2 separate regions of the Mus musculus genome follow, and region 2 is linked to region 1. A link is a loop called in an ENCODE intact Hi-C map of the cell type or tissue named here. Cell type or tissue: left cerebral cortex. All regions are shown on one strand.

Evidence for each region. Peaks named below come from ENCODE experiments on the same cell type or tissue, not always from the same donor. Only the 100,000 strongest peaks of a DNase experiment are listed, where the experiment ranks them.
Region 2: it touches region 1 in a loop (2.6-fold over the local background); 2 of 42 quality-filtered maps call a loop at or near these places.

What each region holds. Positions count from the first base shown.
Region 1 is chr15:33,682,881-33,690,880 of GRCm38, forward strand. It overlaps Tspyl5 (testis-specific protein, Y-encoded-like 5), which reads right to left and starts at 5,003. Exons shown (of 1, transcript NM_001085421.1): 1 at 995-5,003. The coding sequence starts at 4,917. The coding sequence ends at 3,697. In left cerebral cortex, no CTCF peak of the experiment used is centred here; DNase peaks (open chromatin) are centred at 4,510, 5,005 and 5,589; H3K4me3 peaks cover 1,886 bases; H3K27ac peaks cover 1,900 bases.
Region 2 is chr15:33,902,728-33,910,727 of GRCm38, forward strand. No RefSeq gene overlaps it. Among named protein-coding and RNA genes, the nearest start is that of Gm41290, 130 kb to the right of the region's middle. In left cerebral cortex, no CTCF peak of the experiment used is centred here; a DNase peak (open chromatin) is centred at 4,598; H3K27ac peaks cover 297 bases.

The sequences.
Region 1 (8,000 bases):
TGCCTGTCCTTGTATGCAGCATCTTTACCTTCATACAAGTTAATCTCCTTATCACACTTATATTTACTGTATGGGGGATGGGTACACAGTGGCATGCATGTGAAGGTCTTGTAGGAGACGCGAGATATGCATGAGACAACTTGCAAGAGTTGGTTCTCCACTTCACTGAGTTGGATCAAACTCAGGTCCTTAGGCTTAGCAAGAACCTTTTCCTATGGAGCTACCATGACAGCCTCAAATGACACTTTCTTGTCAGTTAAAAACCAAGCTCTTTTTCTAATCATTTTCTGTGGTGTTTGGTCATTACTGAGGATGGCTTCTGATGGAAATTATCCTTTCTCTGGGTGTGAAAGGAGCAGCATCAGAAAGCCTGACTCTGAAGACACTACATTGAGTTAGCCTTTGGAGTTACTTGTGACTAGGCCAATCTCTTTCCTCATTCTGACTTAGATGGTCTTTATGTGAAGCTAGGAGAGGTATGTTTTAAGTCTCCCCATTAATTCTAACATGCAACCATGGTTGAACACTATTACTCTAGTTTGAATGGACTTAAATATTTTTTCAATTTTCTTTTTATTATTTCTTTGAAGGGCCTCTAGGGTCACCTCAGTTGCAACTCAAAGTTCAGTCCTTATGTCGCCAGCAAGCAATCACCTGGAAGCTTGCCTGACTACTAAATCAAAATCTACTTAACAGGATTCGCCACGTAATTCAAATTCACTACAAGATGTTAGAAATATTGAATTCCCATGAGAAGTGCCTGGAAAACTCATTATAAGCAATACTAGTTGTTTCCTCTAGAGCCACACAAAATATCAGGCTCTGGGAAGGGTCTAGGGAGCAAGATTTAAGTATTCTTGTGTAACTGGTCAGGCAAAGGCCTGAGGCCTGGGACCTGCTTACTTAGGCTAGTATACACCACTCACTCCTTGCTTCTGCTCAGCTCCCGCCTCATAACCCTCCAATTATTACTTTGTAATATTAAATACAATGGTGACACAAGAATATTTTTTTTATTTTTTTTCCATTGTACATGCACACTTGCAAGTATTTATGCCACTTAGGAACAGGGAAATAATCACATTATTACCAGGATATCAAATTATCAACTACAGAAACTAATGAAAAGATTATGTTGTATTTGATTATTTTCACAGAACACAGCAACCCTAACAGTCCATACAAGTCTCTATGTTACAAAGGAGAAAAGGGTCTCAAGTGCCTTACATCAGGGTCATAGGCAGATTTACAACATAATGGTCTCTTCTTTTGTATCTGTGGCAGAATATCCTCACCAATGCTCTTTTGAGTTCCACTAATTGTGAAGACTCATTTATGAGTCCCACTTCTAAAAATATCATCAGTTCACACAAAATTCACATTAGTGGAGTTATTGTGATCATGAGAGTGCACATTTCAGCTCAATGCCCCAGTCTCCCAAAGTAGATCCAGCTGCACTGGTATATGCACTTGGACTTTCACGAAAAATGCAGGAGGAAGAAGATACAGATGACATTAGGTTACTCATTGCTTCTAGCTACAAGGTACACAGGGTCCAGGCACCACTTTCTTCACTCTTATTTTTTGGAAATTTACATAATAAATAGCAAAAGCAAACTTATACAGCTCTGTTTTCCTCATTAGACAAAAATACAAAATGTGGTAAGATTTTAGAGGACAAATACTCAGCATTTAGCATAATCTTACACACTTTAGGATGTAACTTCTACCCAATATAGTAACATTACTTTTGGTTTGTTTCTGTAATTACAAAAAAAAAAAAAAAAAAAAGAAATTAACTAACGATGATGAAGACTGCCCAGAACTCTGAATCCATCCTTGACCTGGCATCTTGTTTACATACACCTTTAACTCTCCCATCCCAACCCTGAGTAAGGTCTCTTCTGTCACCTTCATCACTAAGAGATAGGATAACTATCTCTGCAGCATCACAATGCATTTCTATCAAGTTTTACTGACCCACTCAATACCAGGTTCATACCTATCTTGCCCTGATTCCCTTGCCTATTTTCTCAAGGACCCCCTCACAAAGGTAAGAATGAAGTCTTCCATACCAGCATGGGGGCTGGCTTACAGAGTTCTACTTTCCAAAGAAGATAAGTCAGAACACAGACAAACTTTGGTAGAGATGGTCCAGCTCAGCCTGCACACTTACCAGAAATATCTAGAACAGGTTCTGCCTGTCCTGTCCCCAGTAACACCTTGGGATTCTTCCATAGTGAGTACATTTGGGCTAAGAAACAAAGATAGCAAAGCACTACTGAGTGGGAAAGCTGGGGGCTGGGGACCCCAGTGGCATAGGCTATCAAATGAGACAAAAGGAAGAAGCCCCTGGGACTTAAAAAGAAACAGACAGAAGACACAAGAGACCACAACACTGCTGCCTTAGGGTTTCTAATTCTAGCAGATGCATACAACTTTAGAACTACTGAACAAAGCCAGGATTCAGGACCTATGTCTGACCATAGACTCTCTTGAGACCTTTTGGTTTTTCTTTATCCTATCTCAGCCTACTACATGAGTGTGCAAAGGAAGCCTCTTTCTGCCTCCCTAACTGTATGTAGAAAAGTCTGGTTGATGATTTTTTTTTTGTCTGCACTGTGATGCTATTTTAAAAGGCTGGGAGAGGGTTCATAAGGAGAGTAGGAAGTCCCAAGGTAGGTTGATAGGGAAGGAGACTAAGTTGCATGAAGGTGTGACGTAAACATGGGCATAGAAATGAAAAATCTCTCTTCCTCAAAATTCCTTCTTGTCCCTTCTTAGCAAGGAATAAGGAATAAGAGAAATGGCACAGATACCCAGTTGATAAAGATGTGGTCCAAAGCTCTACCCTTCTCAGGGCTCACAACATGAGAGCAACAAGCATATGTTCACAAATGCCAGGCTGCCCACCAATCTGACAAGCAGTAGGTTTTCTAAAGTCTGGGGAAGGTGGGTTTGTAGCTCATGCATTGGGAAGGTACCTGGGTCCATAGGCAGTTCTTGAGGTCTTTGATAAGCAAGATGGAGCCAATAACACCCACCTAGCCAACAGTCAATGGACTGACTGCAGTCAGGCATAGCCAGACCATGATGAGGGTTCACTAGCAGGCTGTCTATGAGGCAAGAAGAGATGTATGATGTGAACAGAACATATTCTTGTTTTCCCTTGTCCTCATCCACACCAGTAGTCTGCTGGACCTAGGCTGAAGTGGGAAACAAAATAGGAAGAACCTTGGTTGATGTCTCCATACCCACAGAATAAAAGCACTGGCTTCATTTTGTGATAGCAATAGAAAAATCTTGCCACTGATAACATGCATGCTTAAAATGGACACAAAGCCCAGCTGACTGGCCATGAAGTAGCATAGCTTGAATATCCATCTGGACAATGACTCAGAATGTCCAGGTGAAAGGAAAGTGGGAAGAGCCAGAGCCAAGAACAGGGACTGGATAGTGTAGAGAAAGTCATATATCAGAAGTGATTGATACACAAACAGTGAGAATGTCACACATGCAACACTATTGTGACAAGGTGAGGTCATGGGGAAGCAGAGAATATTATCACAAATGTCACATTCTTGAAGATAAGTCCAAAGTGGCTACCATGTATGGTATGAACAGAAGGCAGACAACCAAACCCACGTGGTCAGCCTAACAGGTCCAGCAAGAGGTGGTAGGGAGATCTGTGTCGGATCAGTTGGGCTGCCTCACTGCAGGTGCAGGGCTCAGTTTTGCTGGACCTGGCCTTTCTTCCTTTCCTTTCTCTCCACGGGCTTCTTCACTGATCAGGTAGTACTGTAGAGGATTGGGCCACAGGTCCTCATTAATTATCTCAACAATCTTGTCAGACTCAATAGAGCTGTGATTTGAAAACCACCCAAAGAAGCTACCATTGTTTTCTGGGTTTTCCTTGCTTAGGGATTGTAGATCATGGCCTGGGAGCCACTGGATTGGAGCTGAACGAGACACCACTTGACCGGATGGACCACAGCCATATTCCTTAATGAGCACCTTGTTTTGGAAATAGGGGTTTCGGCCAAAGTAGAACTTGATTTTGTAGCCCAACCTGGCAAGGCCAAGTTCTTCCACCTCCAGTCTGTTCAAATAGCTCAATACCTCCTTATCTTTGGTATTCAGAAAAGCTGACAGCTGGGGATGGTTCTGAAAAGCTTGCCCCCAGAAGCCCGGAATGCTCTGGATGAGGAGGTTCCGGCGCTCTAAGTGGTGAAGTCGCAACTGGCCAAACTTGCGTGAAAGCCTGAGATATGCCCTGTCAGCCTGTGCATTCATGGTCTCTAGCTTTAGCTGGACCGTCTCTAGGGTATCCATGCTGCCCACTGTCGCGGGAGACCCTGCCCCAGCATGCTTCTCTGTCATCTTTTTTTCCTCCCCCACTGGAGCAGCGGCGCACAACCCCGCAGAGGCCATCTTCGGCTTCCCACTAACTGTGGCCTGAGGTCCCCTCCCCGTGGCGCTCCGAGTATCTGGGGCCTTCCTCCCGGGGACTCGCCGATTTCCAATGCGGGAGCCGCGTCGCAGCTTCGCCAAGGCTCCCACGGTTCCCACGAAGCTGGTGTCGCTGGTCAGGCGCTCGGCGAGGGAACGGGCCCTCTCCAGGTCCGGATCAGGGGCCGCCAGCCCGCGCTCGTCTGCAGCCCGAGCCCGCAACGCCAGGCCGCAGTCCAGCGGGAGGCGGCAGGCCGCCTCTTCCCGCAGCTCGGCTGGTTCGGCGCCTCCTTGAGCTGCGCCGGCCTGCACCTGCGCGGCCGCGGAGTCCTCCCCGAGCCGCGGGCTCTGTGGTGGCTTTTCGTCGTGCCAGGCGTCTTCCGCAGCGGCCCGGACCCGGGCTCTGGCCCGGCCTTTGCCCCGGCCTTTGGCGCGGGAAGACTTTCGACCCCTACTCCGTCCGCTCATGGTGCCAGAGAACAAGGTTTCAAAGCCGCTACCAGCCCAGGGTCTCTACGAAGCTGGCCTCTCCATGGCAACCGTGACGTCACCACGGCAGGACCCACTGCACCCAGTGATTGGCTCCGCTCAGCGGCTGCGTACCAGCCCACCCTCACATGCTACACGCCCTTAGTCTTATTTTGCAGTTAGAAAGTTAGTTTCCACCTGTGCTTGGCCTTGGTAGTGTTGCTGACTCATCTCCTATCATTGATAGCAAGCGTGTCCCCAGGGGTTCATAAGACAGAGCCATTGCTCCTACAGTGACATCGTAAAGGCACCCACTACCGTCTCCATCAATTTTCTAAGTATTTTTCCTCTTCTGTTATTTTCTGTGACATCTCTCATAATTAATTGGTCATCGGCATGTCTGTCTCATTACATAATTATTCTACTGTAAGATTTGTCCCAACGATTCAACTCTAGGGAATGTGAAAGCCAGAACCATAATATTTATGTAAAATGACTTAGAAAGAATAAAAAAGTAACATACAAGGCATTTTACTGAATACTAATTTTACATTATCTCTGTTCTTGAAGGAGGTATTCTTGTTCCCAGTTTCCTGATAAAATGGCAACTGAGGGCTGGTGTTAGTTACATCTCAGTGATAAAACAGTTACTCAGCATGTGGGAAGTCCTGGATTCAGTCCTTAGTGAGGAGGAGGATTCAGTCCTTAGTGAGGAGGAGGAAGAGCAGGTGGAGAGGAGAGGGATACTAAGGAACATTCTGGAGACTATACAGCGAAGGAGAAAAAGGCTTGGCCTAATTATGTTACCATGCTACCATAATCTGTTGGCCCTTTGCAAATGGCTATGGTGACTCCTAAGCTGTTCAGCATGTTAACAAATTCCAAACTCCTTGCCTAGGCACAAATCCTCCAGCTGCCTCAGGTCTACACAGAGTAACGCTGTGAATCCCAGTCCAGAGCCAGAAATAACAGGCCTGAGTCCAAGCTCCTGTAATTGGGATAGGACACACATAGAATAAAAATACCATTCTAGGAGTAGAGAAGGATTTCCAGGTGAGATTTTTGAGACAGAGGGTTTACAGGAGTAGTGAGGGAGGGAGCCCTAGAAATTTTTCATAGCCTACAGAGAATCAGCCAGAAAACCTGTCTGGCACTCCTAAAGAAACCTCATATCCTATAGCAGGGCTACAGCACCATGAGTACTGAGGGAATGCATGACAAATGTGAAGAGAAACTTTCTGAGTGGATCTTCCAGGTTCAAACACCACAACACCCTTGCAGTGAAAAACAGAGAAGTAAGCCTAGCCGTTGGGCAGGATATGGAAGCTTGCTCAAGGTGCACAAGAACTACTAGATCAGCAACTAAATGTTAACAAGCTCTCGGCCAGCTTTTATTTTTATTTATTTTAGATATTTTCTTTATTTACATTTAAAATGTTATACCCTTTCCTTGTTTCCCCCTATCCCATCCCTCCTACCCACCTGCTTACCAGCCCACCCACTCCTGCTTCCCTATTCTGGCATTGAATTCTTCCCTACACTGGGGCATTGAATTTTCACAGGACCAAGGGTCTCTCTTCCCATTGATATGCCACAGGGCCATCCTCGGCTACATATGCAGCTGGAGCCATGGGTCTGTCCATGTATACTCTTTGGTTGGTGGTTTAGTCCCTGGAAACTCTGGGGGTACTGGTTGGTTCATATTGTTGTTCCTCCTATGGGGCTGCAAACCCCTTCAGCTCCTTGGGTACTTTCCCTAGCTCCTTCATTGTGGATCCTGTGCTCAGTCCAATAGTTGGCTGAGAACATCCACCTCTGTGTTTGTCAGGCACTGGCAGAGCCTCTCAGATATATGGAGCTCCTGCCAGCAAGTACTTGTTGGAATCCACAATAGTGTCTAGATTTGGTAACTGTATATGGGATGCATCCCCAGGTGGGGCAGTCTCTGGATTGTCTTTCCTTCAGTCTCTGCTCCATACTTTATCTCTGTATCTCCCTACATGGGCATTTTGCTCCTTAGGCAGCTTTTATACACATTAAATTTTAAGTGTAGAAGCCGGGGTTGGGGAGGTTGCTCTGAAACTAAGTAATAACTGTAACTAACCAATACATGTGAGTTCTAACTTTCTCAAAAGGCCTGCAGTTGCCTGCAAAGCTCCAGCTCTGACAGGTTTCCCCTCTAACCTTCTGTCCTATGCTTTCTCCAATACTCTGGTCTCCTGCCTCAGAACCTTTATTCTGGTGCTTCCTTCAAGTGCTCAGTCTACCACATGTGGTCTGAGGCCCTATACACTTAAATTTCTCACTATTAAAGCCAACACGTGTGAAATGGTCAACTCTTTTCCATTTATGCTTTTTATTTTTTTGTCTCCCATCATACCTATCAACTTCCTACACTCTGCCAGTAGTTTGGGGGTTTTATATATAAACTTTAAAGAATACACATTTTTTTAGTTTGTGTGTGTGTGTGTGTGTGTGTGTGTGTGTGTGTGTGTGTGTGTTAGTGTAATTGTAACAGTGCAGGTGTGGAAGTCAGAAGACAATTTTGGGGAGTAGGCTCTCTTGAGTTTGAGTCTTTCTTATTGTTTTTATTGCTCTGTGTACTCTGTGTCTTTCCAGAGTTTCTGGACATTTCTCCTATCTCTGCCTCCCATCTCACCATAGGCATACTGAGATTGCAGATGCAGTGCAAGACACTGCACAGAGTGTCTGGTATTGTTTGTTTGTTTGTTTGTTTGTTTGTGTTTATGTGTGTTCCATGGGTTGAACTCAGGTGGTCAGGCTAGCACAGCTGAGTCATCTTAGGGACCCATGGTTTATTGTTTGTCTCCTCTCCAGAATGTCACCTCCATGAACAAATGGTCTCTGTTATGTTCACCGTATCTTCAGTTTCTGCATACAAATGACACTTAATCATTGATTCAAAAGGATCAACTTCAGCAGAGTTTTAAAAGAAAGTCTATAATTGAGGTGTTAAATTCAAAATACTCCCTTTTCTCCACAGAAGCAAAGCTATTGGTAAAAGCTATCTTCTTAAATCAATCTGTGGGAACATATTAAACTCTACATTTGACTAAAACTCT
Region 2 (8,000 bases), 220 kb after region 1:
GTGGGCCTTGATGAACAGAGACATTCTATGGTTTTAGACATTTATTGTAGAAATGCAGGAAGAAAGAGAGAAGGTAGAAAGAGAGAGACCACCATCCATGGCCATGTGGAGAGAAGGGGGAAGGAAAAAAGAGAAGGAGGGCTAGAGAGGAGAGTGAGAAAGGTGAGAGCTTAAAGAGAGTGAGGAGGGGCCAAGCAGCTCCTTTTATATTTGGCTGAACTATCTTACTGTTCCAGGTAACTATGGGGAGGAGCATACCTAGCTATAGTCAGGTAACTATGAGGGTGGAATCTAACCAGAATGCCAGGAGCTTGGGACATTGTCTGTGTAATTTATAGTCACAGAATTATGGAGTTGGGGCCTCTGTGATGTCAGGCACCTGTCTCTGGGAATGTGGCTTGGTGTTCTGTCCCATGCAGAGTTTTCTACTAGGTCTCTGGAGCAAGCCTCATTCAACCAAAATAGGCTGCCTATCACAGCCCCACACTTTCCTATCTTTAATCCTCTCTTCTCTGTCAGAGGCTGGTCAACGCATGCTGGTAGACTCTGGCACAAGACACTAACAGCAATAATTGATCAATGGGACCTCATGAAACTGGAAAGATTCTGTAAAGCAAAGGGATACCATCAATAGGGTAAAACAGCAATCTAAAGAATGGGAAAAGAGAACTGAAGAAATGGCTCAGCAGTTAAGAGCACTGACTGCTCTTCCAAAGGTCCTGACTTCAATTTCCACAACCCCATGGTGGCTCACGACTATCTCTAATGGGATTTGATGCCCTGTTCTGGTGTGTCTGAAGACAGCTACAGTGTACTCACATATATATGATAAATAAGTAAATCTTTAAAATATACATAATATATGAGAATTGCTTAAGAAAAAAAAAGAATTGGAAAAGATCCTCACCAAACCTTATTCTGACACAGGGCTAACTTCCAAGATACATAAAGATCTCAAGAAACTAGATATCAATAAATCAAATAACCCAATTAAAAAAAAAAGAAGGAAAACAGATCTAAACAGATTTCTCAACAGAGGAATCTCAAATAGCTGAGAAACACTAAAGAAATGGTCAACATCCTTGGCCATCAGGGAAATGCAAATCAAAATAACTCTGAGGTTCCATCGTACACCCATCAGAATGGTTTAAATCAAAAACACAAGTGCCAGCACATGCTGGCAAGAATGTGAAACAAGAGAATGCCTCCATTGCTGGTGGGAGTGCAAACTTGTATAGCCACTTTGGAAATCAATATGGCAGTTTCTCAGAAATATGGAAATCACCCTACCTCAAGACCCAGCTATACAACTCTTGGGCATATATCCAGAGGATGCTCCATTATACAACAATGGCACCTGTTCAATATTTTCTTATTTTCATAGCAGCTTTACTCATAGTAGCCCAAAACTGGAAACAACCTAGTTGTCTCTCAAACAAAGAATGGATAAAGAAAATGTGATACATATACACAACAGTATATTATTCAGCTATTAAAAAGAATGACATCAGTGAGACAGTGGTGGCCCATGCCTTAATCCCAGCACATGCGATGCAGAAGCAGGCAGATTTCTGAGTTTGAGGCCAGCCTAGTCTACCGAGTAAGATTCAGGACATCCAGGGATACACGGAGAAACCCCGTCTCAAAAAACAAAAAACAAAAAAAGACATCATGAGGTTTTCAGGCAAATGGATAGAACTAGAAATATCATCCTGAGTAAGGTAACTCAAAACCAGAAAGACAAACATGGTATATATGCACTTATAAGTGGACATTAGCTATAAAGGATAGCTATGCTACAACCCACAGACCCACAGAAGCTAAGTAATAGGGAGGACACAAGGTGTGGATATTTTAATCTACCTAAAAAGGGGGAATAGAATAATCATAGTGGGTAGAAGGAATTCAGGAGAGGGAACAGGAGGGATAATGTCTGGGGTAGGATAAAGAAAGAGAGTATAGGGAGAGACAACTGAAATTGGAGGGGGAAGGTATCTTAGAGATGAGCTAGAAACCTCATGCAATGGAAACTCCCAGGAATCTACATGGGTGTTTCTAGCTAAGAATCCTAGCAATGGGGGATATGAAGCCTGAATCAGCCATTTTCTGTAACCAAACAAGACTTCCAGTGAAGGGATTGAGACACCAACCCAGCTACAAAACCTTCAGCCTACAATTTGTCCTGCCTACAAGATGTGCTTGGGTAAAGGTAGTGCAGAAATTCTGGGAATGGCCATATAATGACTGGTCCAGCCTGAGACCCACAACATGAGAAGGAGCCTATCCTGACGCTGGAGGGCCTGTAGAAGAAGTACTTTGTGCAATGTGTAGAAACAGTCACCTGTCAATAAAAAGCCTGTTGGCCTATAAGCTTAGGCAGAAAACAGAAGGTGGAACATCCAGGCGAAAGATTGGATTCTGGAAGAGAGCCAAACATGAGAGGATTCACCCCAGGGACACTAAGAAGGACAAACATATGAACCTGAGCAGAGGTAACCAGCCATGTGTCTTAACAAAGAATAAGATAAATAGGTTATTAGGTTATGAGATAGTGGCTATATGGCCTAGGTATTTGTAAATATTTTATGTCTAAGAGTCATTATTCTATAAGCTGGATGCTGGAAGGAAAAAGCATGAGTTTACAGAAAACACCTTACAAGGGTCAGGACCCAGAGGCTGGACAGCCCTAGACCTAGAATAGAACCAAACATTCAAACCAAAAAAAAAAAAAAAAAAAAAAAAGTCAATGAAATGGTTCTGCTATACTCATAGATTGGTGTCTGGCCCAATTGTCATCAGAGAGACTTCATCCAGAAAATAGTGATACAGAAGTTAGGTGGAGCTCAAGGAAGGATTGTAGGTGCCAGAGGGGTCAAAGACACCACAAGAAAAAAAAATCAGCTAATCTAAGCTCATAGTGTCTCACAGAGACTGAATCAACAACCAGGAAGCCTGAATGGGTCTGACCTAGATCTTCTGTATATATGTTACAGGTGTGTAGCTTGGTCTTTTACTGGGACTCTTTTTTATTGGATATTTTCCTTATTTACATTTCAAATGTTATCCTCTTTCCTGGTTTCTCCTCCAAAATACCCTACCCCTATCCCCTACCCTCTACCCCTGCTCACCAACCCACCCACCCCTGCTTCCTGGCCCAGGCATTCCCCAACACTGGGGCATCGAGCCTTCTTAGGACAAAGGGCCTCTCCTCCCACTGATGACCACCTAGGCCATCCTCAGCTGCATATGCAGCTGGAGCCATAAGTCCCTCTTTGGTTAGTGGATTCGTCCCTGGGAGCTGTGCGGGAACTGGCTAATTCATATTGTTGTTCCTTCTATGGGGCTGCAAACCCCTTCAGCTCCTTGGGTCCTTTCTCTAGCTCCTTCACTGGGGATCCTGTGCTCAGTCCAATGGATGGCTGTGAGCATCCACCTCTGTATGTGTGAGGCACTAGCAGAGCCTCTCAGGAGACACCTATATCAGGCTTCTGTCAGCAAGCACTTGTTGGCATCCACAACAGTGTCTGGGTTTGGTGACTGTAAATGGGATGGATCCCCAGGTAAGTCAGTCTTTAGATGGTCATTTCTTCAGTCTCCACTCAATACTTTGTCTCTGTAACTTCTTTCATGGGTGTTTTGTTCCCTGCTTCTAAGATGAATAGAAGTATCCACACTATGTTCTTCCTTCTTCTTGAGTTTCATGTGGTTTGTGAATTGTATCTTGGGTATTCTGAGCTTCTGGGCTTCTGGGCTTCTGGGCTAATATATCCACTTATCAGAGCTGTCTCTGACTCTTTTGCATGCTTTGGGCCCTTTTTGTCCTACTGGGTTGCCTTGTCCAGCCTTAATACATGGGGAGAGTCTAGTCTTACCGAAACTTAACATGACATATTTAGTTGCAATCCATAAGAGGCTTGCCCTTTTCTGAAGAGAAATGGAAAAGGAGTGGATGAAGGTAGGCAGAAGGGAGGTGACATGGATGAACTAAGAGAAGAGGGGGGAACTGTGGTGTGTGTGTGTGTGTGTGTGAACAACAATGACAAATGAAAAACCCTTGGAACAGTCCATACAAAACAAGGCACCCTGGGAGTTAGGGGGTGGATAACTCAACTAGTGGCAGAGAACAGGAAAGGGGAGAAGGTTAGAAGAGCATGTAGGAGAGAAAAAACAGCAAGTAAGAAGCAGGCTGAATCAGTAAACCACGGTCAGTTCCGTGAACAGCTGTGGGTGTGGTATGGGTTTTACATTTTTCTTTAATGATTTTTCCTTGCATTCAGCTTTCAGTATTATGTTTTCTTCCTCTACTGAGCTCAGACTTTCCATAACACACTAGTCAGTTGCATAACGTTCTTTAAAAGATTAATAATATAAATGTCCATTCTCCTTTTCAGTATTTTTGATCCCCCTGAAAGAGGGTGTCCAGCTGCAGGGAGTCCTTCATCTTTGATGCTCAGCTCTGACTCACTCCTGAGTCAGGCTCAGGCCCCACAACCTTTCCCTTGGGATTCAGAAACCAAGAAATAATCAGCTGGTAACCCAGGAGCCAACAGCAGCTGTGAGGTGGAGAGCCACATCTCCCACTCCGTGGGCTGCTTTTAGGTTAGTCATCCAGCTCAGATGCTTTGAAGGAGACATGAGAAGAATGCTGCTAATAAGAGAGGCAGGAAGTGAGGCACGGTGAGAATCCCACAGGCTTAGTTTGTTATCCTGGGAAGAGCTCACATGCCTGGAGATGGTGACTGTGCAAGCCACAGGGACAACTTAACATTCTTTAGTCTTTGGGTCAAACTGATTGCCATTTAACAGATATTTACAAAATTAGGATTAAATTCTCTACCTCATCTTCTGCTAAAAGTCAACCAGAATGCTCTAATATCAGTAACAAGAACCTAAACTCTCTCCACACATCCTATTTTCATTTACAGCCTTATGGACATCTATATTTTATTAAATGCCTCACATTCATCTTTGCATTGTGCCTTTGGTGAGTTTGTACTAGAGATATCTTCCTGTTCACCTCATCTATTCTTTTATCTAAGTTTACTCATCCATCAATATCCAATTCACACTTACCTTATTTTGTTCATCTAGTAGATGCTGATTAAGTACCAATTATAAAGAACACTGTCTAACTTTCAACCATGTCCTTAGGGCAAAGAAATGTCAGTTGTTAAATACAACCCTCAACTTTCTTTCACAAAAAAATCTCTTTGTTCTCCCAACTATAGTCTATTCCTGGGTACCAATATGTTCTAATTAAAGCCAAAATGATTTCCAGTATAATAAAGAATTTGGATGAAGCTCATCCCAATCCTAGAAGCAACCTATAGACTCTAAATTTCACAAGCAACAGTAGTGACTTTGTTACTTGGGATAGGCTCCAGGATTGTAGTTTGTAGCAGTAAAGAAACCCATGTGAGTGCTTCTATACCTTTGATGACAAGGTATTTTGGAACTGGGAATAGCCAGATGAAAGGTCATCACCTCAGTAGGGATTCGGTGTCCAGGTCTGAAGAGAGGAATGGTTAAATATTCAGTTCAGTCAGGAGTTGATCCTGTGCAACAGCATCCAGATCTGATCCTGTGCCACAGTACTACATACCCAAATACCACTGGAAAAGAGCTGGCCTCCCAAGAGTGTGGACATGCCTATGAACACAGGTAAGACCATCACTTCTGCTCTGACAGACCCGTCGGGTAGCCTTCAGGACATAGGAACCAAGGAGCAGCCTGGGACAGGATAGTTCCAGTTCCTGTCTATGGCCAGAACTGACCCTGTGCCACAGCTCTTCATATACAAATTCTTCCCAGAGAGAACTGGTCTCCTAAAAGTACAGATACAACATACAGGCTTGCAGGAGAAACAAGTCACAGTCAGAGACAGCAAGACCAGCTAGCACCAGAGATAACCAGATGGTGACAGGCAAGGACAAGAACATAAGCAACAGAAACCAAGGCTAATTGTCATCATCAGAACCCAGTTCTCCACCACAGAAAGTCCTGCATAACCAAACACACCAGAAAAATTAGACTCTGGTTTAAAATCACAATTCATGATGATGATAGAGGACTATAATAAGGACATAAATAACTCCCTTAAAGAAATACAGGAGAAGTCAGATAAACAGCAAGAAGCCCTTAAAGAGGAGACAAAAAATCCTTTAAAGAATTGCAGGAAAACATAACCAAACAGGTGAAAGAATTGAACAAAACCATCCAGGATCTAAAAATGGAAATGAAAACAGTAAAGAAATCACAAAGGGAAACAACCCTGGAGACAGAAAACACAGGAAAGAGGTCAGGAGTCATAGATGAAAGCATCACCAACAGAATACAAGAGATAAAAGTGTGGAAGATACCATAGAAAACATTGACACAATAGTCAAAGAAAATGCAAAATGCAAAAAGCTCCTAACCCAAAACATCCAGGAAATCCAGGACACAATAAGAAGGTCAAACCTAAGGATAATAGTATAGAAGAGAGTGAAGATTCCCAACTTAAAGGGCCAGTAAATATCTTCAACAAAATTATAGAAGAAAAATTACTTAGCCTAAAAAAAGAGATGCCCATAAACATAGAAGCCTACATATCTCCAAATACATTGGATCAGAAAAAAAAATTTCCTCCATCACATAATAGTCAATACACCAAATGCACAAAACAAAGAAAGAATATTAAAAGCAATAAGGGAAAAAGGTCAAGTAACATATAAAGGCAAACCTATCAGAATTACACCAGACTTCTCAACAGAGACTATGAAAGCTAGAATATCCTGGGTAGATGTCATACAGACGCTAAGAGAACACAAATGCCAGCCCAGGCTACTACACCCAACAAAACTCTCATTAACCATACATGGAAAAACCATGATATTCCATGACAAAACCAAATTTACACAATATCTTTCCACAAATCTAGTCCTACAAGAGATGATAGATGGGAAACTGAACATAAGAAGGGAAACTACACCTTGGAAAAGGCAAATAAGTAATTTTTCAAAAAACTTAAAAAAAGATAACCACACAAATACAATTCCACATCTAACAAACAAACAAAAAGATAACAGGAAGCCACAATCACTATTCATTTTTTCCCCAGACCAAATCATACTTTATTTTTCTTTTTTTTTAATTAGGTATTTTCTTCATTTACATTTCAAATGCTATCCCAAAAGTCCCCCATACCCCCCCCCACTCCCCTACCCACCAACTCGCACTTCTTGGCCCTGGTGTTCCCCTGTTCTGAGGCATATAAAGTTTGGAAGACCAAGGGGTCTTTCTCCCCAATGATGGCCTATTAGGCCATCTTCTGCTACATATGCATCTAGAGACACGAGCTCCGGGGGTACTGGTTAGTACATATTATTGTTCCACCAATAGGGTTGCGGACCCCTTTAGCTCCTTGGGTACTTTCTCTAGCTCCTTCATTGGGGGCCCTGTGTTCCATCCAATATCTGACTGTGAGCATTCACTTCTGTGTTTGCCAGGCACCATAGCCTCACAAAAGACAGCTATATCAGGGTCCTTTCAGCAAAATCTTGCTGGTGTATGCAATGGTGTCAGAGTTTGGATGCTGATTATGGGAATAGAATTGAAGATCCAGATATTAACCCACACATCTATGGTCACTTGATCTTTGACAAGGGAGCTAAAATCATCAGAGGAAAAAAGACAGCATTTTCAACAAATGGTACTGGCACAACTGGCAGTTATCATGTAGAAGAATGCAAATTGATCCATTCATATCTCCTTGTACTAAGGTCAGATCTAAATGGATCAAAGAACTCCACATAAAACCAGAGACAGTGAAACTTATAGAGGAGAAAGTGGGAAAAAACCTCGAAGATATGGGCACAGTGGAAAAATTCCTGAATAGGACAGCAATGGCTTGTGCTGTAAGCTTGAGAATTGACAAATGGGACCTCATAAAATTGCAAAGCTTCTGTAAGGCAAAAGACGCCATCAATAAGACAAAAAGGCCACCAACAGATTGGGAAAGG